3 separate regions of the Homo sapiens genome follow, and all the other regions are linked to region 1. Evidence: chromatin loops called from intact Hi-C (ENCODE). Cell type or tissue: dorsolateral prefrontal cortex. All regions are shown on one strand.

Evidence for each region. Hi-C counts contacts between places; a loop is a spot of excess contacts. Peaks named below come from ENCODE experiments on the same cell type or tissue, not always from the same donor. Only the 100,000 strongest peaks of a DNase experiment are listed, where the experiment ranks them.
Region 2: it touches region 1 in a loop (2.4-fold over the local background); 37 of 110 quality-filtered maps call a loop at or near these places.
Region 3: a loop joins it to region 1, with 2.8 times the contacts of the local background. A loop is called at or near these places in 6 of 110 quality-filtered maps.

Annotation. Positions count from the first base shown.
Region 1 is chr7:5,236,277-5,244,276 of GRCh38, forward strand. No RefSeq gene overlaps it. Among named protein-coding and RNA genes, the nearest start is that of SLC29A4, 43 kb to the right of the region's middle. RefSeq lists enhancers at 3,942-4,236, 4,710-4,799. In dorsolateral prefrontal cortex, CTCF peaks have their summits at 4,093 (motif pointing right) and 4,298; DNase peaks (open chromatin) are centred at 1,345, 4,155 and 4,488; H3K4me3 peaks cover 2,173 bases; H3K27ac peaks cover 2,020 bases.
Region 2 is chr7:5,362,133-5,370,132 of GRCh38, forward strand. TNRC18 (trinucleotide repeat containing 18) reads right to left here. Exons shown (of 30, transcript NM_001080495.3): 12 at 518-693. Among named protein-coding and RNA genes, the nearest start is that of TNRC18-AS1, 53 kb to the right of the region's middle. In dorsolateral prefrontal cortex, a CTCF peak has its summit at 4,086 (motif pointing right); DNase peaks (open chromatin) are centred at 4,049, 5,721 and 6,274; H3K27ac peaks cover 4,627 bases.
Region 3 is chr7:5,675,410-5,683,409 of GRCh38, forward strand. All of the region lies in intron 13 of RNF216 (ring finger protein 216), which reads right to left. It overlaps RNF216-IT1 (RNF216 intronic transcript 1), which reads right to left and starts at 5,052. Exons shown (of 3, transcript NR_046834.1): 1 at 4,945-5,052. RefSeq lists enhancers at 4,854-4,953, 5,054-5,113, 7,067-7,116, 7,247-7,296. In dorsolateral prefrontal cortex, CTCF peaks have their summits at 2,776 (motif pointing left) and 2,976; DNase peaks (open chromatin) are centred at 2,772 and 4,872; H3K27ac peaks cover 4,759 bases.

The DNA.
Region 1 (8,000 bases):
AGGTGAACATACTGATTACATTCCCCCACCAAATCTGACTGAAAGCCCATTGCTATCAGCATTTTATAACACGCTAAAGAATTGGACGTGGTGGCTCACACCTATAATCCCAGCTTCTTGGGAGGCCAAGGCAGGAGGATCGCTTGAGACCAGCAATTTGAGGCAAGGCCAGTCTGGACCACATAGCAAGACCCCCTCTCTTAAAATTAAAACCTGTGTTCTATTTTTTTGTTGCCTACTCACAGGCTGAACATCTCATTTGTTTTTGTTTGTTTGGTTTGTTTTTGAGACAGTCTCACTCTGTCACCCAGGCTGGAGTGCAGTGGTGCGATCTCAGCTCACTGCAACCTCTGCCTCCCAAGTTCAAGCGATTCTCCTGCCTCAGCCTCCTGAGTAGCTGGGATTACAGGTGCCCACCACCACGCAAGGCTAATTTTTGTACTTTTAGTAGAGACGGGGTTTCACCACGTTGGTCAGACTGGTCTCGAATTCCTGACTTCGTGATCCACCCACCTCGGCCTCCCGAAGTACTGGGATTACAGGCATGAGCCACCGAGCCCAGCCTTAAACATCTAATTTGTACCAAATTGCCCTATAATTCTACCTAGAATATTATAGCAAAATGCCAGAAGCCTGACTAAAATCTTTTAAAGAAACCCAACTCGGCCAGGCGTGGTGGCTCACACCTGTAATCCCAGCACTTTGGGAGGCCGAGGCGGGTGGATCACGAGGTCAGGAGATCGAGATAGTCCTGGCTAACACGGTGAAACCCCGTCTCTACTAAAAATACAAAAAAGTAGCCGGGCGTGGTTGCAGGCGCCTGTAGTTTCAGCTACTCGGGAGGCTGAGGCAGGAGAATGGCCTGAACCCGGGAGGTGGAGCTTGCAGTAAGCCGAGATCGCCCACTGCACTCCAGCCTGGCGACAGAGTGAGCCTCCGTCTCAAAAAAAAAAAAAAGAAAAAGAAAAAAGAAAACAAAAAGAAACCCAGCTCTCCCAGGGTGGGGGGCATTACACAGGGGAGCCCCTCCGGGTGTCGCCGCAGCTGAATGATTGCGTTGGTGGAACAGCTGGCCCGCTTGTGCGTGGGCCAGGACACGGTGGACCTGTTCCGCCTGCGTTCTTGCCGGTCCATGTTTGGATTAGCATGTGAGTTTAAACATAGTGCTGATGCGGCGATTCTTCTAGAAGCACATCCTTCTCTGAGCTGAATTGCTTCATCACACACTTCCTTCTGGCTTGGGGAGTTCCTTTTCATCAAAGGCCAAGCCTTGTGTGTTTCGGTCCTGCCCATCTCCGTGCGGCCTGCGGGACGTTGGTTGGCGTGGAGTCTTCACAGCCGGCTGTCCAGGCTGGCAGCTCTCCCATCAGGGCTTCTCACAGCCACCGTCTGTCTGAGCAGACGCTGAGCATCGTGTCATCCCTCGGACACACACAAGACTCCACTATTCCCTGTGCTGATTTCTGTTTCTGTTACAGCTTCTGCTTCTGATTTTATTTTTTTTTTCTTTGAGATGGGAGTCTCGCTCTGTAGCCCAGGCTGGAGTGCAATGACATGATCTTGGGTCACTGCAACCTCCACCTCTCAGGTTCAAGCAGTTCTCCTGCCTCAGCCTCTGGAGTAGCTGGGATTACAGGTGCGCACCACCAAGCCTGGATAATTTTGCATGTTTCTGTAGAGACGAGGTTCCACCATGTTTCCAAGGCTGTTCTCAAACTCCTGGCCTCGGCCGGGCGCGGTGGCTCACGCCTGTAATCCCAGCACTTTGGGAGGCTGAAGTGGGCGGATCACCTGAGGTCAGGAGTTCGAGACCAGCCTGGCCAATATGGTGAAACCCCGTCTCTACTAAAAAAGAAAAAAAAATTAGCCTGGCTTGGTGGTGCGCCCCTGTAGTCCCAGCTACTCGGGAGGCTGAGGCAGAAGAATCACTTGAACCTGCGAGACGGAGGTTGCAGTGAGCCAAGATCACGCCACTGCACTCCAGGCTGGGCGACAGAGCAAGACTCTGTCACAAAAAACAAACAAACAAACAAACAAAAAAACCTCCTGACCTCAGGTGATCCACCCGACTCGACCTCCCAAAGTGTTGAGATTACGGGCGTGAGCCACTGCGCCCGGCCCTGTTGCTGCTTTTAGAAGTGGCTTTTTCTTCCTGTGCGACATTACTTTTTAGTGGGTCAGCGCAGAAATGTGCTTGGGCTCCCTGCGACGGCGAAGCACCTTTCCTCAAGGGAATCTGAAGACTTTTCCCTGCCTTTCCTCTCCCTCGGGGAGGTCCCCTCAGCGCCCTCCTCTTGACCTTCCCTGGTGCGTTTAGTGCTGAGCCTGTGCCTGAGCCTGGGGACCTGGGAGAGTTCGGACCGAAGTCCACCGAGGGCCGCAGAACGGCAGGGTTGGGGAACTGGCTCCCTGGCGCGCACAGCTCTGTCTGCAGGGCGCGGATCTGCGCTCGGTGTGAGGAGGCACGGTGCATGTTAAGTCGAGAAACTTCTAAACTCCGCCACCAGCTTTGGAAATAACAGCTGGGATTTTCTGCTTAAACCAGCATCCCAGAGCACACGGGTACTAACTAGCAGAAGCCCTAAGTAAAATGAAACGGGCTCTGAAGGAAGTCCTGGAGCCTCCTGCCCGCCTGCCCTCGCCATTCATTCAGTCCTGCAGTGACTCTGAGGAATGGCGTGGGCGGGAGGACAAGTCACCTTTAAAGCCAAGCACCCGGTGGGCGCAGAGGGTCCCGCCTGGAATCCCAGCACTTCGGGAGGCTGATGCGGGCGGATCACGAGGTCAGGAGTTCGAGACCAGCCTGGCCAAAATGGTGAAACCCCGTCTCTACTAAAAATACAAAAAATTGCCTGAGCGCGGTGGCTCACGCCTGGAATCGCAGCACTTTGGTAGGCCGAGGCAGGCAGATCACAAGGTCAGGAGTTCGAGACCAGCCTGGCCAACGTGGTGAAACCCCATCTCTACTAAAAATATAAAAAAATTGGCTGAGCGTGGTGGCGCGTGCCTGTAATCCCAGCAACTCGGGAGGCCGAGGCAGGAGAATCGCTTGAACCCGGGAGGCGGAGGTTGCAGTGAGCCGAGATGGCGCCACCGCACTCCAGCCTGGACGACAGAGTGAGACTCTGTCTCAAAAATAAATAAATAAATAAATAAATAATGCAGATATCTTTAGAAATATAAAATAGTATCCTAGGGGCCAGGCACAGTGGCTCACACCTGTAATCCCAGCACTTTGAGAGCCCGAGGTGAGAGGATTGCTTGAGGCTGGGAGTTGAAGACCAGCCTGGGCAACAGAGCAAGACCCCCGTCTTTACGAAAAATTAAAAAATTAGCCAGGTGTGGCCGGGCATGGTGGGTCACGCCTGTAATCCCAGCACTTTGGAGGCCGAGGCAGGAGAATCACAAGGTCAGGAGATCAAGACCATCCCAGCTAACACGGTAAAACCCCCTCTCTACTAAAAATACAAAAACTTAGGCGGGCGTGGTGGCGGGCGCCTGTAGTCCCAGCTACTCGGGAGGCTGAGCCAGGAGAATGGCGTGAACCCGGGAGGCGGAGCTTGCAGTGAGCCGAGATCGCGCCACTGCACTCCAGCCTGGGCGACAGAGCGAGACTCCAGCTCAAAAAAAAAAAAAAAAAAAAAAAAAAAAATTAGCCAGGTGGGCTGATATGCCCAGCTACTCAGGAGGCTGAGACAGGAAGATCACTTGAGGCCAGGAGTTCGAGACCAGCCTGGGCAACAGTTTGAGACCCGCCGCAGCCTCTACCAAAAAAAAAAATAATAATATTCTAGTTTACAAGCATGCTACAGTTACAAACTCTTCCTTGGTAAGATTTTCCTCCCCAGAGCGCTGTTGTCAGACTCCTGGAGCTGCTGAGGCCCTGCAAGCTGGGTAGACAAGGGAGGCAGGCCGGGCCAGGTGAGCTCCCCTGCACCCCTCCCCGCCCCCGCCCTGCCTTTCCTGTGTTTCTCTGGACCCTAACGCTGCGAGACACAGACGGATAGACCATCAGGACCTCAGGAGCCGCCTGAGTCTCCTCCCAACCCCGAGCTCTGAGGAGGGTGGATGGTTTTCTTCACGGCCACTAGGTGGTGGAAGTCTCCCAACTGTGCAGACATCTGCGGGGCTGGTGGGTTGGCGAGCTGTGGGGGAGGGTGCCCTGGTCAGACTGTGTCCTTGGGGGCTGGGCGGTCGCACCCGGGAGCTTCGCCAATGTGCTAGTTTGAATGAACTCCCAATGCAAAAATGGCAAACAGAGGCCGTGGAGAAACCTGGCTTCCTCCGACAATGGGAATTTCACTCTGTTCTCGTTACCGCCTGTGGATGAATGTGGGTCTCGGAGGGCGCCTCTCCCTCCGGGGAGAGGGTGACCTTGCCACAGTGGGACTCCATTCCAGCGGCAGCTCCCTCCCCTGTCTGTAGCCCCACGGCCTCCTGGCCGCCTGCCTTCTTATTGGCCACCCCTCCCCTCTCAACGACCTGTTTCCTAATCATGCCATTCCCCCGCGGGAGAGCCGATTCATCACCATTTAAAATGGTGAATCGATAAAGCCGGTCAGGCCGGGCGAGGTGGCTCACGTCTGTAATCCCAGCACTTTGGGAGGCTGAGACAGGCGGATCACCTGAGGTCAGGAGTTTGAGGCCAGCCTGGCCAACATGGTGAAACCCCGTCTCTACTAAAAATACAAAAATTAGCTGGGCATGGTAGCGGGCGCCTGTAATCCCAGCTACTCAGGAGGCCGAGGCAGAACACTAACTTGAACCTGGGAGGCGGACGTTGCAGTGAGCCGAGATCGCGCCACTGCACTCCAGCCTGGGCGACAGAGTGAGAGTGCATGTCAAAAAAAAAAGAAAGAAAGAAAAAGAAAAAGCCAGTCAGATCTAGAGAGGGCGACCGGAGCATCACCCCCAGACGGCTTGACTCTGAGCTCCTGACCTCAGCCTTCAGACAGAGGCTCTCCCAACACACACACACATAGACACGTGCGCACACACACACACACACACACACACACACCCCGCACCAGCAAACGCTGTCTGCTCTGAAGCAGGCACTGTGTAGTCTGATATGTCCCCGGGGAAGGAGGGTGGCCAAGCACAGACAGCTCCCGAGAGAGCCTGAGGAGAGAGCTGCCCAGCACCTCAGGATGGAGAAAGTGCTAGAGAGGCCCTTGGCTTCCCTGCATCCCACGGAGATAACAGCAGGTACAGGGAGTGAGGTTCGAGAGCAGTGAGTGTAAACCATAAGGCTCTGCCTGGGCAATACATGGTCCTTTCTCTCTTTTTTTTCCCTCCCTTCCTTCCTTCCCTCCCTCCCTCCTTCCTTCCTTTTTTTTTTTTTTTTTTGAGATGGAGTTTCACTCTGTCACCCATGCTGGAGTGCAGTGGTACAATCTCAGCTCACCGCAACCTCCGCCTCCCAGGTTCAAGCGATTCTCCTGCCTCAGCCTCCCGAGTATCTGGGATTACAGGCACGTGCCACCACGCCTGGGTAATTTTTGTACTTTTAGTAGAGATGAGGTTTCGCCATGTTGGCCAGGCTGGTCTCGAACTCCTGACCTTAGGTGATCCGCCTGCCTCGGCCTCCCAAAGTGCTGGGATTACAGGCATGAGCCGCTGCACCCAGCCTCATTCTTTCTTTTTTCTTTTAGAGTTCGGGTCTCACTCTGTCACCCAGGCTGGAGTGCAGTGGTGGGATCACAGCTCACTGCAGCCTCAACCTCCTGGGCTCAAGTGATCCTCCCACCTCAGTCTCCCAAGTAGCTGGGACTCCTGGTGCCCACTACTATGCCTTTTTGTAGAGGCAGGTTCTCGGTACATTGCCCAGGCTGGTCTTAAACTCCTGGGCTCAAGCAGTCCTCCTACCTCAGTTTCCCAAAGTGCTGGGAATACAGTCATGAGGCACCACACGCAGCCACCTACTCATTCTAAGACCATTCCTTCCCTGTGGTGGTGTTTATGAAATTGGAGTGTTAGGGGCGGGGCACGGTGGCTCACGCCTGTAATCCCAGCACTTTGGAAGGCCAAGGCAGGTGGATCATTCGAGGCCAGGAGTTCGAGGCCAGCCTGGCCAACATGGCAAAGCCCCGTCTCCTTTAAAAAATACAAAAATTAACCAGGCTTGGTGGTGCGTGCCTGTACTCCCAGCTACTCAGGAGGCTGAGGCACGAGAATCGCTTCAACCCAGGAAGCGGAGATTGCAGCGAGTTAAGATCGCACCCCTACACTCCAGCCTGGGTAACAGAGTGAGACTCTGTCAGAAAGAAAGAAAGAAAGAGAGAGAGAGGGAGGGAGGGAGGGAGGGAAAGAAAGAGAGAGAGAGAAAGATAGAAAGAAAGGAAGGAAGGAAAAGAAAGAGAGAGAGAAAGAAAGAAAGAATGAAAGAAAGGAAGGAAGGAAAGAAGGAAGGAAGGGAAAGAAAGAGAGAAAGAAAGGAAGGAAGGAAGGAAGGAAGGAAAAGAAAGAGAGAGAAAGAAAGGAAGGAAGGGAAAGAAAGAGAGAGAGAAAGAAAGAAAGGAAGGAAGGGAAAGAGAGAGAAAGAAAGAAAGGAAGGAAGGAAGGGAAAGAAAGAGAGAAAGCAAGCAAGCAAGCAAGCAAGCAAGAAAGAAAGAAAGAAAGAAAGAAAGAAAGAAAGAAAGAAAGAAAGAAAGAAAATTGGAGTGTTTCACAGCCCAGGGTCATTAATTTGGCCACCTGTCCCCTGGAAATCCGTAACTAAGTGACACCTTAGAATGAAAGAAACGCCTCATGGTGTGCACAGTGACCCATTGGCTTCAGGGCACTTTGCTCACAAAACACCCCTCCCCAAATAGAAGACTCTCCTGGGCAAGGTAACTCATCCCAGCTGGTGGCACAGGGCAGGACAGGGTTCAGTTGCTCCTGGCAGAGGCTGAGGGAACAGGGCCGGGGGAGGCCCCTGCTGTCCTTGTCTGAAGAGCCAGGATCTGCATAGCTCCCCACCCTCAGCCACCCCACCCTGGCTTCCCTGGGCCCCTTCTGAGATGCAGAGATGCGTTCTGGGATTGGCCACCATCCACCCCCAAGCCCAGACCATGGCACCATGCCCCAGGCTGCCTGCGGCCCTCTTCTTGACAGACTCGCAGTCAGGTCCCTGCAGCCTCCTTGGTGCTGACAAATGGCCCCCAGGAGGGTCCCTGGCCACTGCCCCAGAACCCACCATGGGCCCCGCGTCCTGGCCGCTGGCCAGCTCTGTCATTTATGTCCTTCTTGACCTTCGTGGGAGCGCCCAGGCTGCTCCATTCTGTCCTGAAACCTACACCAATGCAGAACGTCACTGTGGTTGGCAAAGTCACTCTGTTTGCTTCAGGTGGGCACCGCAGGCAGGGCTGAGGGCTGTGGCTGCCGTGTTGCCGGCAAAGGAGAAAAACCCGCAATTTGTTCAGACGAGCTCCTTTGCTTAAGGCTCTGGGGAGCATCTTTTCTGGTTATTTTCAGCTTTCTGCTCCTTTTGAGGAAGTTCAAGGGATCAGCTCCTGTCCCCACCCCCTGACTCCAGGGGTCAGACTGTGTCAGTGTTCTGGGGGTCCCTCTTAAGGAGGCACCCCAAATCTGGAAGAACCTCTGGGCTCCTAGAAAGATGAAGACACGTAGAGCTGTGCCCATCACTGGGCAGTTTCCATCAGAGAGGGCTTTGGGGCTTCGGAGCACGGGTCCCTCCCCAGGCCCTGTCCTCCAGAAGGATTTGGATGGGGTCATCGGAGAGAGAGAGCTCGTCCTACATGGCAGCAAGTGGCTCTTTTCACAAACTGTCCCTGCCCCTAGCTGGGCATAGTGGCACGCACCTGTAGTCCCAGCTACTGGGGAGGCTGAGATGGGAGGATCACTTGAGCCCAGGGTCTCGATCAAGGCTGCAGTGAGCTATGATCGCACCACCACATTCCAACCTGGGGGATAGAGTGAGACCCTGTCTCAAAAACAACAACAACAACAAAACAACAAAAACCAGTCTCTAGCCAGGCACAGGGGCTTACACCTGT
Region 2 (8,000 bases), 130 kb after region 1:
CTGGGAGCTGGGGCTCGAGTCCCACCGCTGCCACCTCCTGACTGTGGCCATGGCCTCATCGTATGCAAGGGACCCTGTGCTGGCTCTGCGGGGCTGTGGCAGTGCTCAATTAGATGTCATGCCTGAAGCACAGTGCTTGCGTGTGACACCTGCTCCATCAGTGAGGGCCACTGTGTCATTTATAAACGGAAGGCTCAGCAAGGGGATGCTGCAGCCCCAGGCCCCGTGGGCACCTAAGGCCAGAGCTACATGTGACCCTGGGCTACTCTGTTTCCAGTGGATCACACCGCGACCTGTGTGATGAGCCTGACATGCTAGCAGACAGGTAAACTGAGTCCCCGAGAAGGGCAACCACTTGACTGGGACCACACAGCACATCAGCACAAGGAGCTGAACGTAGCTCAGGCCTCTCTGGCGCCAAAGCCAGCCACGCCCCAGGCAGTAGGGCACCTCCACAGAGGGGCCTCCCACCCAGCCTCCCCCGCGGACCCCAGGGAGGAAGCAGCCAGCCGCTCACCCGCTCCTCCTTCTTGCGCATCCAGCTGTACTTCTTGTTGGGCTTCAGCTCCCGCGGGAGCCGCAGGTTCTTGAGTGGGTCCACCACGGGCCCATCCAGCACCTCCCTCAGCATGTGGCTGCCAGCTGCCAGCAGACTCTCCAGGGAGGGCCGCGCCACCAGGGCCCGCTCCGCACCTGTGGACAGGAGGTAGGTAACAGGGCGCTGCTGCCACCCCTTCCCCAACCCCAAACGGGGATGCCGAGGCCCAAAGCAAGCGCAGGCCCCAGGCCACACGTGCCCATCCCCCAAGGTGCTGAGTAGACAGAGGCCTTTGTGACATGCCGGAAGTCCTGAGCATCTCTAAACAAGAACGGGGAGAAGGCCAGGCATGGTGGCTCACGCCTGTAATCCCAGCACTTTGGGTGGCTGAGGCGGGCAGATCACCTTAGGTCGGGAGTTCAAGACCAGCCTAGCCAACATGGTGAAACAGTGAAACCCCACCTCTACTAAAAATAACAAAAACTAGCCGGGTGTAGTGGCACACGCCTGGAATCCCAGCTACTCGGGAGACTAAGGCGGGAGAACCACTTGAACCCGGGAGGCAGAGGTTGCAGTGAGCTGAGTTTGCACCACCGCATGCCAGCCTGAGCAACAGAGCAAGACTCCATCTCAAAAAAAATAAATAAATAGGCCAGGCGTGGTGGCTCACGCCTGTAATCCCAGCACTTTGGGAGGCCGAGGCGGGCAGATCATGAGGTCAGGAGATGGAGACCATCCTGGCTAACACGGTGAAATCCCATCTCTACTAAAAAATACAAAAAAATTAGCCGGGTGTGGTGGCGGGCGCCTGTAGCCCCAGCTACTCGGGAGGCTGAAGCAGGAGAATGGCGAGAACCTGGGAGGCGGAGCTTGCAGTAAGCCGAGATGGCGCCACTGCACTCCAGCCTGGGTGACAGAGGGAGACTCCATCTCAATCAATCAATCAATCAATCGAACAGGAGAGAAGGCAGCACGCCTGGCACAGGGTCCTGTGCTCTATTCACAGAGTACAGGCTAGGCACAGCATAAGCCTCCAGAGGGAGGGCCTCCAAAGACCGAAGGGTTCTTTCCAGCAGTACGGCTCTCCTTCCACTTATTTGTACGTGCATTTTTCCATAGTGAATATGCATAGCTCTTATAATCAGAAAAAAGCCCAGGATGAAAAACACAAACCAAGCAGAAAGGTGTAAAAAAAAAAGACAGCCCGCTTCCTTCCTCCTCCAACACACAGGTCCCTCCCTCGGGAGGCTACTGTGGGTGCAGTTTCCAGTAGACAGTTCCAGAAATGATTATGCATATTCAAATGCACACGACATCCACGGGCATCCTTTAAAATATAAAAATAAGCCGGGTGCAGTGGCTCACGCCTGTAATCCCAACACTTTGGGTTGCCAAGGCAGGTGGATAATTTGAGGTGAGCAGTTTTGAGACCAGTCTGGCCAACATGGTGAAACCCTGTCTCTACTAAAAATTCAAAAATTAGCTGGGCATGGTAACAAGCACCTGTAGTCCCAGCTATTCGGGGGTTGAGGCATAAGAACTGCTTAAACTCAGGAGGCAGAAGTTGCAGTGAGCTGAGATTGAGCCACTCCAACCTGGGCAACACAGCGAGACTCCAGCTCAAAAACAAAATTAAATAAAATATAAATGTAAACTGGGTGCCTGTAGTCCCAGCTACTCGGGAGGCTGAGGCAAGAAGATCACTTGAACCCAGGAAGTTGAGACTGCAGTAAGCCATGATCACACCACTGCACTCCAGCCTGGGCAACAGAGCGAGCCTGTCTCAAAGAAAACACACACACACACACACACACACACACACACACACACACACACACACACACGATCTCAGGCTGGGCACGGTGGCTCATGCCTGTAATCCCAGCACTTTGGGAGGCCGAGGCGGGTGGATGGCTTGAGGCCAGGAGTCTGAAACCAGCCTAGCCAACATGGTAAAACCCCCTCTCTACTAAAAATACAGAAATTAGCTGGGCATGGTGGTGACCACCTGTAATCCCAGCTACTTGGGAGGCTGAGGCACCAGAATCGCTTGAACCCAGGAGGCAGAGGTTGCGGGGAGGCATGATAGCCCCACTGTACCCCAGCCTGGGCAACAGAGGGAGGCTGTCTCAGGAAAAAAAAAAAAAAAAAAAAGATCTCAATCAGTACATACTGTATCACATTTTGCTTTTTTTCTGCTTAATGTCTTTTCTCATATTAGCACAAAGCAAACATCTACCTCCTCATTATGAGCTTGGACCTTATAAAAACTGCCATCTCTAAAGGTCAAAAACACTAGAATGCCAGCAATTTTAAATGGCCAAACGTGCAAAGGAGCCTACGCAGAATCATGTGGGGGGGCGGGGGCGGAAGGGCAGCCTAGAACACTCTTGAATTGATGAGTTTTGATTCATCTAAGTCATCTCCCATTGATGGCATTTAGATTGTTTCCTGTCTTTTCAAGATAGGGTCTCACTCTGTCCCCCACCCTGGCTGGAGTTCACCATCACACGTCACCACAGCCTCAAGCTGCCAGGCTCAAGCAATCACCCTGCCTCAGCCTCCTGAGTAGCTGGGACCACAGGCACATGCCGTCACACCCAGCTAGTTTTTGTATTTTTTTGTAGAGATGGGGTCTTGCTATGTTTCCCAGGCTGGTCTTGAACTCCTGGGCTCAAGTGATCCTCCCGCCTCAGCCTCCCAAAGTGCTGAGATTACAGGCGTGAGCCACCGTGTCCGGCCTCCTATCTTTTTGTAATAGGAGCACATGGGCACATAGCTGGGACACGTGTGACAGGAAGAGCCTCACCAGTGTGATGAATATGACCAGGTGTGTGCAGTTCTCTGATAAATACTCCCCCTACCCTCCAGGAAGGGTGCTCCAACCACAGAGATCTTGCTTTAGTCTCTACCAAATTTAAATGAGTTCTATTATAATTTTTCAATTGACATTTCATTTTTTTAATGCACATGGGGTCTCGCCATGTTGCCCGGGCGGGTCTTAAACTCCTGGGCACAAGCAGTCCTTCTGCCGCAGCCTCCCAAAGTACTGGGATTGCAGACGTGAGCCACCATGCCCGGCTGACATTTTCTTTGTGATCTAAAATACCAATTTTTGGCTGGGTGTGGTGGCTCACGTCTGTAATCCCAGCATTTTGGGAGGCCGAGGCGGGCGGATCACCTGAGGTCAGGAGTTCGAGACCAGCCTGACCAACATGGAGAAACCCTATCTCTACTAAAAATACAAAAAACTAGCCGGGCCTGGTGGCGCATGCCTATAATGCCAGCTACTCAGGAGGCTGAGGCAGGAGAGTCGCTTGAACCTGGGAGGCGGAGACTGCGGTGAGCCGAAAACCATATTCTCTATTGGCAGTGTGCAAAGTTCCAGAGACAGACATGACTAATGATGCTGCTGAGGGGGAGCTTCTCTTCCTTGGCACTATTCACATTTCACTATTCATTCGCATCTCTGCTGGGGGCTTGTCCTCTGCCTTCACTGTAGGGTGTCTTGCTGAGTCCCTGCCTTTACCCACTAGATGGCAGTAGTGCTCCCCCCAAGCTGTGACAACCAAAAATGTGGTTGCCAATGTCCCCTGGGGGGACAAAATCATCCCTAGTTGAGAATGCTTGTTTTGCTCTTCTTATATCTTTTTTTTTTTTTTTTTTTTTTTTTTGTGAGACAGAATCTCACTCTGTCGCCCAGGCTGGAGTGCAGTGACCAATCTTGGCTCATGCAACCTTCGCCTCCTGGATTCAAGCAATTCTGCCTCAGTCCCCTGAGTAGCTGGGACTACAGGTATGTGTCACCACACCCAGCTAATTTTTTTATTTTTAGTAGAGATGGGGTTTCCCCATGTTGGCCAGGCTGGTCTCAAATTCCTGACCTCAAGTGATCCGCCTGCCTTGGCCTCCCAAAGTGCTGGGATTCCAGGCGTGAGCCACCGCGGCTGGCCGCTCTTCTTATATCTTTAGGGAAACTGAGGCCACAAAGCCGCAAACCTGATCAGCTCCCAAAGGTTGATGTTAGATTGAAACCATCTCACCCACCCCATACCCCCGCCTCGAGGTCCTGCGAGACTTAAGAGTCTACAATGTCAGGTAAGGATGGAGGGCTGTTCTGTTCTCCAAGAGGGGACCAAGGTACAACTCTGTCACCTCCTTCACCCTCCCACAAACCTATTATCCCTAAGCTCTTAACTGATCAGGCAAGGGACGCCCAAGTGACCTCTAGGCCAGTGGTGATGGGTTCAGTCGTGTCCCCACTAATTTAATATGCGAGAATCCTAACCCCTAGTAACCTCATTAGGTGACCTCTGTGGGAGACAGGGCGTTTGCAGAGGTGGTCAAGTTCAAGTCATGACAGTGGGCCTTCATTCCGTAAGGCTGGTGTCCTAATAGGGTGGAGAATTCTGGGCTGGGTGCAGTGACTTACACTTGTAATCCCAGCACTTTGGGAGGCTGAGGCGGGCGGATCACTTGAGGCCAGGAGTTCAAGACCAGCATGGCCAACATGGGGAAACCCCGTCTCTACTAAAAATACAAAAATTAGCTGGATGTGGTAGCATGTGCCTGTAATCCCAGCTACTTGGGAAGCTGAGGCAGGAGAATCACCTGAACCCAGGAGGCAGAGCTTGCAGTGAGCGGAGATCACACCACTGCACTCCAGCCTGGGCAACAGAGGGAGATTCTGTCCCAGAAATAATTAAAAACAAAAACAAAACCAGTACCAGGTGGGAAGACCAAGGGAATGTTTTTTGTTTTTTGTTTTTTTTTTGAGATGGAGTTCCACTCTTGTTGCCCAGGCTGGAGGGCAGTGGTACCATCTCGGCTCACTGCAACCTCCGCCTCCCAGGTTCAAGTGATTTTCCTGCCTCAGCCTCCCGAGTAGCTGGGATTACAGGTGCCCGCCACCACGCCCAGCTAATTTTTGTATTTTTAGTAGAGATGGGGTTTCACCATGTTGGCCAGGCTGGTCTCGAACTCCTGACCTCAGATGATCTGCCCGCCTCGGCCTCCCAAAATGCTGGGATTACAGGCGTGTGCCACCGTGCCTGGCCAACCAAGGGAATTTTGATTTTCTTCTACCCAAAAAAAAAAAAAAGTTTCTATTGAACTATTTTCGTGAGAGAAAAGCAGCAATGAACTTTAGGACAAGTGCCTCCCAGTGGGGAGGGGGGCGTTGCTCACACAGGCCAATGGCAGCGTGGCTTCTCCAGGCTTCCTTGAGGGCCATCTGACCATGACAGTCACAAAGCCTTGAAAAATGTGGCCTTGTTTGGACCCAACAGTTCTACCTCTGGGCATACAATCCCAGGCAAATCAGAGATACGGACAAAGTTTTTTTTTCTTCAAGGATAACCATCATGTTATTTGCAACGGAGAAAAAAAAAAAACAACTTTGTTTTAAAGCAGACGAAAATGCCTGACCATCTAAGACTGGGTCATCAAGGGCCAGGGCCACCACCAGGCAGAAAGTTGGGCAGTCCCTAAAACAATGATTTTTTAAAAACCACAGCTTTAAGCCGGGTGCTCACGCTTGTAATCCCAGCAATTTGGGAGTCCAAGGTGGGAAAATCACTTGAGTTCAAGAGTTCGCGACCAGCCTGGCCAACATGGCGAAACCCCATCTCTACTTTTTGTAAAAAAAAAAAAAAAATTAAAAAACCCACAGCTTTGAAAAATGTTTAATAAAGAACATTTTAAGTAAAGTGTCCGGGCGCGGTGGCTCACGCCTGTAATCCCAGCACTTTGGGTGGCCAAGGCGGGTGGATCACTTGAGGTCAGGAGTACGAGACCAGCCTGGCCAACATGGTGAAACCCCATCTCCACTAAAAATACAAAAAGATAGCCAGGCATGGTGGTGCGTGCCTGTAATCCCAGGTACTCAGGAGGCTGAGGCAGGAAAAATCGCTTGAACCTGGGAGGCGGAAGTTGCAGTGAGCCGAGATGGCACCACTGCACTCCAGCCTGGGTGACAGAGTGAGACTCTGTCTCAAAAAAAAAAAAAAAAAAAAAAAATTTAAGTGAAAAGGGCAGGGCAGGTTACAGAACACTATTTACAAAAAGATCTTAATTTGAGAAGTAAATATGTGTATGTGTGTTCTAGAGGAAATATACTAAAACACTGGCAGGGATATCATCTCTTCAACGGGTGTTGCCCCGGCCCTTCCTCCAAACCAGTTCTAGGCCCAGTTTTCCATGCTGAACATCAGTCATTCTGTGTCTGGCCCAGCATTCAGTGCCCTTTCTGCTGAAGGCATCCCATTCTCTTTGAGAACTACCCTCCCCCTTCCCTACACCCCAGAGGCAACACATCCCAGATCAAAGGACAGGTAATGATCAGCGCAGCCCATGTCCCAGAACTCAGTTTGATGCCCGCAAAAAGCATGAACCGAGGCTGGGAGCGGTGGCTCACACCTGTAATCCCAGCACTTTGGGAGGCCAAGGCAGGCGGGTCACTTGAGGTCGGGAGTTCGAGACCAGCCTGGCCAACATGGCAAAACCCCATCTCTACTAAAAATACAACAATTAGCCAGGCATGGTGGCACATGCCTGTAATCCCAGCTACCTGGGAGGCTGAAGTAGGAGAATCACTTGAACCCGGGAGGGCGGAGGCTGCAGTGAGCCGAGATGACACCACTGCACACCAGCCTGGGTGATAGAGGGAGACTATGGCTCAAAAAAAGAAAAACAACAACAACAAAGCATGAACCGCAGTCAGCCCTTGAGAATGAATCTCAGTGTTTTTGCCAAAGCTAGCAAGAAAGAGGTGGCCTCTTTCGGAAGGCTGCTGAGCAGGCCCAGGGACCTGGGAGGAACTGACAGACCACCCCCCACCCCAGTGAGGACAGTAAGTCGGCCTTGAATGAGGCCAACAGAGAGAAAAGTCGAACAGCAAGAGGGAAGGAGGGAAGGAGGGAAGGAGACGGGGACACAGAGAGAGAGAGACTAGGGAAGGGCCTGTGTAGGAAAAGAAAGACTTGGTTTCTTGGCTTGAACACCTAGATCCAGCCATACCTGAAATTACCTAATTACTGCCGGACTTCAGTTCCAAGAGCCAATTAATTCTCTCCTGCCTAAACCAATTTAAATGAGAGTTTCTGTTCCTTGCAACCCAAGAAATCCTGCTAAAACACACCATCAATAGAATGAGAAATTTCACCACCAGGAAACCTACAGACTGGCTGCACAGTGCAAACACACTTAACATGCCACTCACTCAACAGGACGCTTAAAAATGCTCGAGATGGAACATTTTGTTATGTGTATCTTAACCACAATTTTTTAAAAAATTAATATGAATAAACCATATTCCGGGTTTTTCATAATTTAAAAATCTTATAAAAAAATGTTTAAGAGGCCGGGCACAGCGAGCGACTCACACCTATAATCCCAGCACTTTGGGAGGTCAAGGTGGGCAAAATCACTTGAGTCCAGGAGTTTGAGACCAGACTGGGCAACA
Region 3 (8,000 bases), 440 kb after region 1:
GGAAGATCACTTGAGGCCAGGAGTTTGAGACAAGCCTGGACAACAAAGCAAGACACCCTCTACGAAAAATAAATTTAAAAAAATTAGCTGAGTGTAGTGGTGCCCACTTACAGTCCCAGCTACTCAGGAGGCTGAGGCAGGGGGATTGCTTGAGCCCAGGAGGTCGGGCTGCAGTGAGCTAGGATCACATCACTGCGCTCCAGCCTGGGTGACAGAGCAAGACCCTCTCAAAACAAACAAACAAACAAACAAACGAACAAAGGAGCAAGGTCATGAAGCCTATAGCGCTAACTCTATTCAAATTCTTTTTTTTTTTTGAGGTGGAGTTTCGCTCTTGTTGCCCAGGCTGTAACGCAATGGTGCGATCTCAGCTCACTGAAACCTCCGCCTCCTGGGTTCAAGAGATTCTCCTGCCTCAGCCTCCTGAGTAGCTGGGATTACAGGCATGCACCACCATGCCTGGCTAATTTTGTATTTTTAGTAGAGACGGGGTTTCTCTATGTTGGTCAGGCTGGTCTTGAACTCCTGACCTCAGATGATCCGCCCACCTCAGCCTTCCAAAGTGCTGGGATTACAGGCGTGAGCTACTGCGCCTGGCCCTCTTCTTTTTTCTTTTTTTTTTTGAGACAGAGTCTTGCTCTGTTGCCCAGGCTAGAGTGCAACGCGATCTCGGCTCACTGTAACCTTCGTCTCCCAGGTTCAAGTGATTCTCGTCTCAGCCTTCCAAGTAGCTGGGACTACAGGCATATGCCACCAGGCCCGGCTAATTTTTTTGTATTTTTAGGAGAGATAGGGTTTTGCCATGTTGGTCAGGCTGATCTTGAACTCCTGGTCTCAAGTGATCGGCCCGCCTTGGCCTCCCAAAGTGGGAGGCATTGACCACCGCGGCCAGCCTCAAGTTCTTTCCATGCCAAAGAAATTTCTTTCTCTCCAGCTATATACCTTATAATTTTATGCAAACTTTTAACACAAAACAAAGCTGCCCTTAAAAGTGCTGACGGCAGTTGCAAAAAGTATGATTCTGAACCAAGTCAAGCCCCATCTGTGAGAACTGTCGCTGGGGAACCCCACCGAGCTGCACCTGCATTGAGTACTCAGGCCAAGCCAGTGGCCTCTGCTTCCTCACAGTCTCCCGTCCGTCCTGTCTGCCTGGCTGTGTGACCAACACAGCTCTCATGGGGCTCCTGGCACACAAAAGATACCTGGACATTAGAGGGGCACCACAGGGGAATACACACACAATTGGGAGGAGCAGCTTCCGGCTGAAAAGTCTGGGCCCCCTATGCCCCTATTCTTAAGGAATAATGGCATTTCCGGCCTAACAACTGGGAGAGAAAGAAAACTCCTAAACATACAGTGCAACCTGAGCCACGACACAGAAAAGCCACTGGACTCAGGTTCCAAGCACTTCCTCTCTGGTCATTGTCCCAGGCTAGATTCAAGGCTGGCCCTGGGTCTATGACCAGGTGTGCATCCAGCTGGGGCACTTCAAAATGGGACCAGTGAACACTGGACATAACCTCATCCAAGGCCCATTATTTCCCATAGGGAAGGGTTATTGTTCCTTAAAAGCCAAACCAAACCAAAACCCACCAACCACATGAAACGAACCTCGTAAGAGAACTAACTAGTGGCCTGACCTAAGAGAAATACCACTACAGACCACATACATCTCCCTTGTTTTTAGGGCACTCTGACGTATGGTTTACATAGTGTGGAAAACAGAAGTGATTTCATTTTCTAATGGCATTAATTCTAATTTGTCCAGGTGTTAATTTTAGAGCAAACACATGTGATTTAGAGACTGCTCAGCACGTGCTTCTGCAACATCAGCCAAGGAGTCGCTATCTGCTGTTGTCTTTTGCTTCTGGATGTTACATGCTCTACTGTATGGGTGGTCTGGGCAATGCCATCTGCGTTCACTAAAGGTGGGCACTAGGTAAATTATCTCCATTGTAAGACTGGACTACTAATCACAGAACCATATTCTTTTGGTTTTCTTGCCATTTTCTCAGGCTTTCCTCTATAAAAGGAAAACAAAAAGGAAAACTAGAAGAAAAAATGAAATAAAAGATCCAAGCCATATCGAAAGGCCACTTATATGGCTTCTGGTAAATTATAATAATGGCAAACCCTTACAAAGGGACCATCCTAAGCACTTTGGGCTTAACCATTTGTCTGTCTTTTATATTTGTGTTAGCATCCTCAGATTGGAAAGAACTGACTAAGAACAGGTCTGGAATTACCATTCAATCGCTATGAGAGTAGGTGAATCCCCTTCCAGTCCTGGCCTGACCTCATTCTCCACTTCCTGTGCAGAGTCCTGGGAGTGTTGCTCAGGAAATCCTAGGAATCAGAGTCTGCCCAAGGGGAAGGGTTGTCTATGCAGAGACCATTAGAGTAACTAAATCAGAATCCAGTAGAATCAGGGGAAGGAGGATACTGGAATGTAAGGGAGCTAGAAAAACAGCTCTTTGCTCTCTTCCAGGTTCCTGGTTTACATACACAGCCCCAGCCCTGTTATTACACACCCACACTCTTAACTGGAGCAGTAAGACCACAGTGATCTTTCCAGGGGGTAACCAGATTTTGCGACTGTTCTTGGTATTCTACCTTCTCCTACACACCTGTCTTCGTCTTGGTGGTACTGAGGTTTCCTCCCAGTTCAGAGATGTGCACTCCAATGCCTGACGCCCCACTGTGGAGCCAAAGGGCCCCGGCTACATAAATTTGCCAATACTCAGGCATGTGCCCAAATCTAGGTTTACTTCTGAGGCTCTGGGGCCCTCTGCTGACCGCCTGCTGTAACTTTTAGCTCCTCACCAGACCAATAAGAAAACCAGTCTGAAAAATCTTCCCATTTTACTGCCATCTACAAGACTTTCAATTATGTTCTCTGAGCTTCTGCAATGTCAATATATTACCTGCGTTTCATAAACAGGATCAGAAGAATGTTAAGGCTGACAGGCCCTGGGCAGGGAACTAACCATCGCCAAGGACTGACCTACGTTACCACCTCCCCAAGCGCAGAGAAAAATGAGATTCAGAGATTCATGCCACCTGGCGTCCCCACATGACCTGGTGGTCAGGAAAATGGCTCTGGGCCCGCCTGAGTAGTCCACCATGGCTACTTACTAAAGTGACCTCAGGTGAGTGACCTCACCTCTCCCAGCTTCAGCTTCCCTATCTATAAAAGGAGTGCTTATAAGGAGGCCGGCACTCGTAGTGACAAATATCAACTGCTGCTCTGCCATGGCTCCAGTCACAACTGTGCCTCCTGGGCCTGCTACCCTCCAAGCACGCTTCCAGGAAACCCTGCACTGTGAGAGCTACAGCAGTGGGACAAGCTGCAGAGGCTGCTCCTCACACAGAAGGTGACGGAGCAGATTTCTCGACTCCACTTCATCAGGGAAGACATGAGAGCTGGACTGGATAAATTAAGAGGCAAAGGTCTGCAGACAAGCTGAGGAGGCCGAGCTCCTAGAGAGGAAGTGGGGAGCATGGCTGGTTTATCAGTTGCTCTCCAATAACCCTGATCACACAGGGACTAGAAATGGCCTCAATAGAGCAAAGAGGAAATTTATGGGAGCCACAAGTGTAGAATATTTTAAAAGTTATTGAGTAAAGTTGTAAAATTTAAGAGTACAGAGATTAGATACAGTGGAATGAATAACAGCAGCAGCTACCATTTATTGAGTGCTTATGGATGAAACATCTTAGTTATCAAGTCATTTAATCCTCCTAACAGACTTTTCAGGAGGATCCTGTCACCCTCGGGTAGGGGTGGTGGTGGTGCGGTGGCGGGGGGGCGGTGCACACAGCTAACAAGTGGTGGGACAGGCATCTGAACATGGCCATGCTGCTCCAGCCAGCCCCTGCTAAAGGCACTGGACTAAGGGCCTGTTTGTCACCATCTAGTGACATATTTTGGGCAAATCCTTCAGCCCTAGAATGGTGCAGAACAGGGCAAGCTGTGGTCCGGCCAGCCTCACAAGGGGCTGGGTTGTGAGGATGCAGGCGCTGAGCGCACTGGTGCACACACACCGTAACAAGTGTAACGAGGCTGTTGGTGAGTCTGGGGGAATGCGGTGAAGCCTCTCAGCAGTAGGAGTGCTGACCAGAGTCCCTTGAGGGTCCTCCCTGCCTCACATTTCTGGAAGCCTAAGTGATCACCAGATGTGCAATTATTTGATAAGGCTTAGCTCCAGGCGCTATGACAACAGACACAAAATCAAAACCACTGAAATCGAGAGAATAGCCCTGTCATGGAATCTCCCATGGAATGTGCTACTGCAAGGAACAATTAAACAAAAAAAGAAAGGCAGGCACCACTGAGAGAAGAGCGTATCTGTGTGAGTGCCTGCATTTCTAACAACTGGCCCTGTGGGAATGAGCATCTTTAGACCCTCAGCAGGAGAGACTATCATGCTCCTCCAGGTCCCTCACCCGCCTTTCTGCTAAGCGGCCAGAGTCCCTGGGCAGGTGAGCCAGGCGGCTCCACAGTCGGCTTTAAGAAACACAATAGGGACCCTGTATGCACAGCGAGTCCCTTAGGGTCCTGGGAGTCTCTTGCTGGGATCATTACATCCTCAGTCCTCTGCTACCAGAATAATCATGTGACAAGCTAAATCTGATCATTTCACTACCCTGTTTAATGACCATGGATAGACTTCCTGCTGCAATCAGGAAGAAGTCCACGTTCTTCACACAAGGGACATCTCCCCCACGAGCTGGCCCTGAAGCTTCCAGCCTCCTCAGAGCTCGCCCTGGAAACACACGCTCCCCTCTACTTTAACACTCTGTGTCCTCTTCCGGAAGTCTCTTCATGCTCTAATGCAGCCTTCAAGGTCCAACAGGGAAGTGGTTCCTTTGTCCCCCGCCCTGCCCCCAGCTAGCTCTGTCATCATAGAATGCGATCCACTCCCCCAAGCCCAAGTCTCCTACCCGAGTCCTCCACGTGGTGGGCTTGTCAGCTCACTGGTTACTCAACACTTCTTTTTTTGTTGTTGTTGAGACGGAGTCTTGCCCTGTCGCCAGCCTGGAGAGCAGTGGTGCGATCTCGGCTCACTGCAATCTCTACCTCCCGGGTTCAAGCGATTCCCCTGCTTCAGCCTCCTGAGTAGCTGGGACTACAGGCGCGCACCACCATGCTCAGCTAATTTTTTTTGTATTTTACTAGAGACGGGGTTTCACCATGTTGGCCAGGATGGTCTCGATCTCCTGACCTTGTGATCTGCCCGACTCGGCCTCCCAAAGTGCTGGGATTACAGGTGTGAGCCACCGCGCCCAGCACTCAACACTTCTACTTGGATATCTAAAAGGCACCCCAGACAAAAGATGTCTGAAGCACCACTTCTGGCCCCTGGGCTCCCCTGTATCCCTGAAGGACACAGCCACCCACTGGCTGCTCATGCAACAAAACCCAATTCCTCCTTTCTCTTTACCCCCACTCATTCCAGCTTGTCCTTTCTGTTCCGCCTCCAAAATGCACCTCACATCTAACCCACTCCTATCTGGGTCCAAAACCCAGCCTAGATCCCCTCTGGCTGGGCCATGGCGGAGAGCCTGGACTTCAGGCCATCCCACCCCTCACTCCCTCTCATGCTGCTGCCTCCAGCCATACCCCGCAGATACCCCAGACCCTTCCCACACTGGGGTCTCAGCTCCTGTGTTCTTACCTCAACAGCTTGTCCCTGGCTCTTTGAACGCCTAGCCTCTTGCTTATAATTTGGACAAGTCCTGAATCGTTTGTGGTTCTTCAGAGACACTGAAGAGCCACCTGGGCCTTTAGCAGCACCCTAAATGTTTCTCATACTATGCCTAATGTAGGAACCTCCCTACCTCAGGAAATCCAAGCAATTACCTAGGGCCAGAATCTGAATTATCATCTGGTTTCATCTCCCATCATTTACCTGTTTTAGGAAAAAATACAAACTTTATTCTGAAAGAGAAAAGTCATCCTTGGCCCCAAACACGTCACATTTTATAGCTACACAGAAACAACTGTGGATTACCAAGTCCCCAGCAGCTTCTAAGCTTCTGGGAGGAAATCTGTAGCCCTGACCCAGTGTGCCTCCCTCTCTAGTTTATTCCAAGGGGTGTTCTCAAGCCTCTAGGGCTAGGCAGGACCTGTAGCACCAAGGACAGTGTCTTCCTCCTCCTTGATTAACCCTACCCACTGACCACACTGACAACCTTTCAATGTTGTTCTTGCTTAGGAAGTGTCAAGGACGAGTCCCATTCCTCAACTGGGGATAGTTTTCTGTCTGGTATGTTGGCCCAAGCCTCACTGGTTGCAACTTACCAGACCACACTGCGAAACCACACTGCTCAGCTTCAACACTCCGGCTTACTGACTGGCCATGGCATCTCATCAACAGCCATCCCTCAATCCTGACTACATAAACGGGAAACACCCAGAAAAGGAGGATAGGAGGTGAAAAGGCCAAATTCAAAAGCAAGTTCAACATGAAGACGGGATCTGTGTAGCCCCTAAGGGTGGTAACCCCCAGTGGTTTTCTAAAGAATGCTACAAAGATGACCATCTCCCTGTGCCACAGCAACCTTAGACAATGGGTCACAGCCCACTGGCACTCTGGCTCTGTGTGTGCCACTTCTGTGGCCGGCTGCTGCCTCTTCTCAGGGTGGGGATGATGGAGAAATGCTTGCAGACCTGTCCACTCAGCAGACACAGGCACCTGAGGCCATGCGGGCCCACGCTGCTAGGAAAAACCGTTGGCTTTCTTTCCCCTTTTCTAAATTGCAAAGTTGGCAGATTCTGTACCTACGTGCCAGCCCACACTGACTTTTTCTCAAATCTAGACTCCAAAAATCCCTATCTTGTTCTGAAATCCTTTGGAATCACCTCAGAGGCTACTTGACCAGGTTACCCTCACACCCGTCCCTCTAAAAGGGCAGCCATGGAGCACATGTTACTACTTAGCTTGGAGCAGCCAATCTCTGGCCTAAAGGAGAGATGACAGTTTTACTTTCATTTTTTTTCTTTTTTTTTTTTTTTGAGACAGTCTCACTCTGTTGCCCAGGCTGCAGTGCAGTGGCGCGGTCTTGTCTTACTGCAACCCCTGCTTCCTGGGTTCAAGCGATTCTCCTGCCTCAGCCACCCGAGTAGCTGGGACTACAGGTGCCCACCACCATGCCGGGCTATTTTTGTATTTTTAGTAGAGACAGGGTTTCAACATTTTGGCCAGGCTGATCTTGAACTCCTGACCTCAAATGATCCACCCACCTCAGCCTCCCAAAGGGCTGGGATATCGGCGTGAGCCTCTGCGCTCGGCTGACATTTTTACTTTTAAATAAGTAGCATGTAATAGAGTTAGAATAATCATGTGCAACACTTTTGGAAAGAAATTTGAAACTGTGCTCCAAGAGTCTTAAGCAAATGGATTCTCTTGGAATCAAGAGTCCTACTCTAGGGATCTATTCTAAGGAATAATTCTAAAAAAGAAAAAGCTTTACATATAAAGCTTTGCATTGCGTTAATGTAGCATCAAAACCAGAAAAAAATTCTACATTTCCAACTCAGGAGCAAGCATAGGTAAACCAACATAAATCTGTGTGATGGAATGACAACCTCCCATGACGGGGTCACAAACTCCTTAAGAATGCAGAAAGTGCTATGTCATGCTAAGTTAAAAAACAAAAAACAAAACCGCAGGGCACAACACTGTATGTATGCAATGATTATAATTATATGGTAAAAACAAACAAACAAACAAAAAACAGACACCAGACCACAAGCTAGAAATGCAGCATCACATGGTAGAAGGAATGAAGACAGGGCCAGTGGAATCTATGTAGCCCTTAGCAGCTCCTGGCCTCTTTGTTTATTCATTAAAAAAAAAGGGGAAACAAAAGACCTTGCTGGATTTTGTTTTATTTTTAAAGAGACAGGGTCTCTTGTCACCCAGGCTGGAGTGCAGTGGTACAATCCACAAGTTGGAGGCTCACTGCAGCTTCCAACTCTATTTTCCTGCAACAGT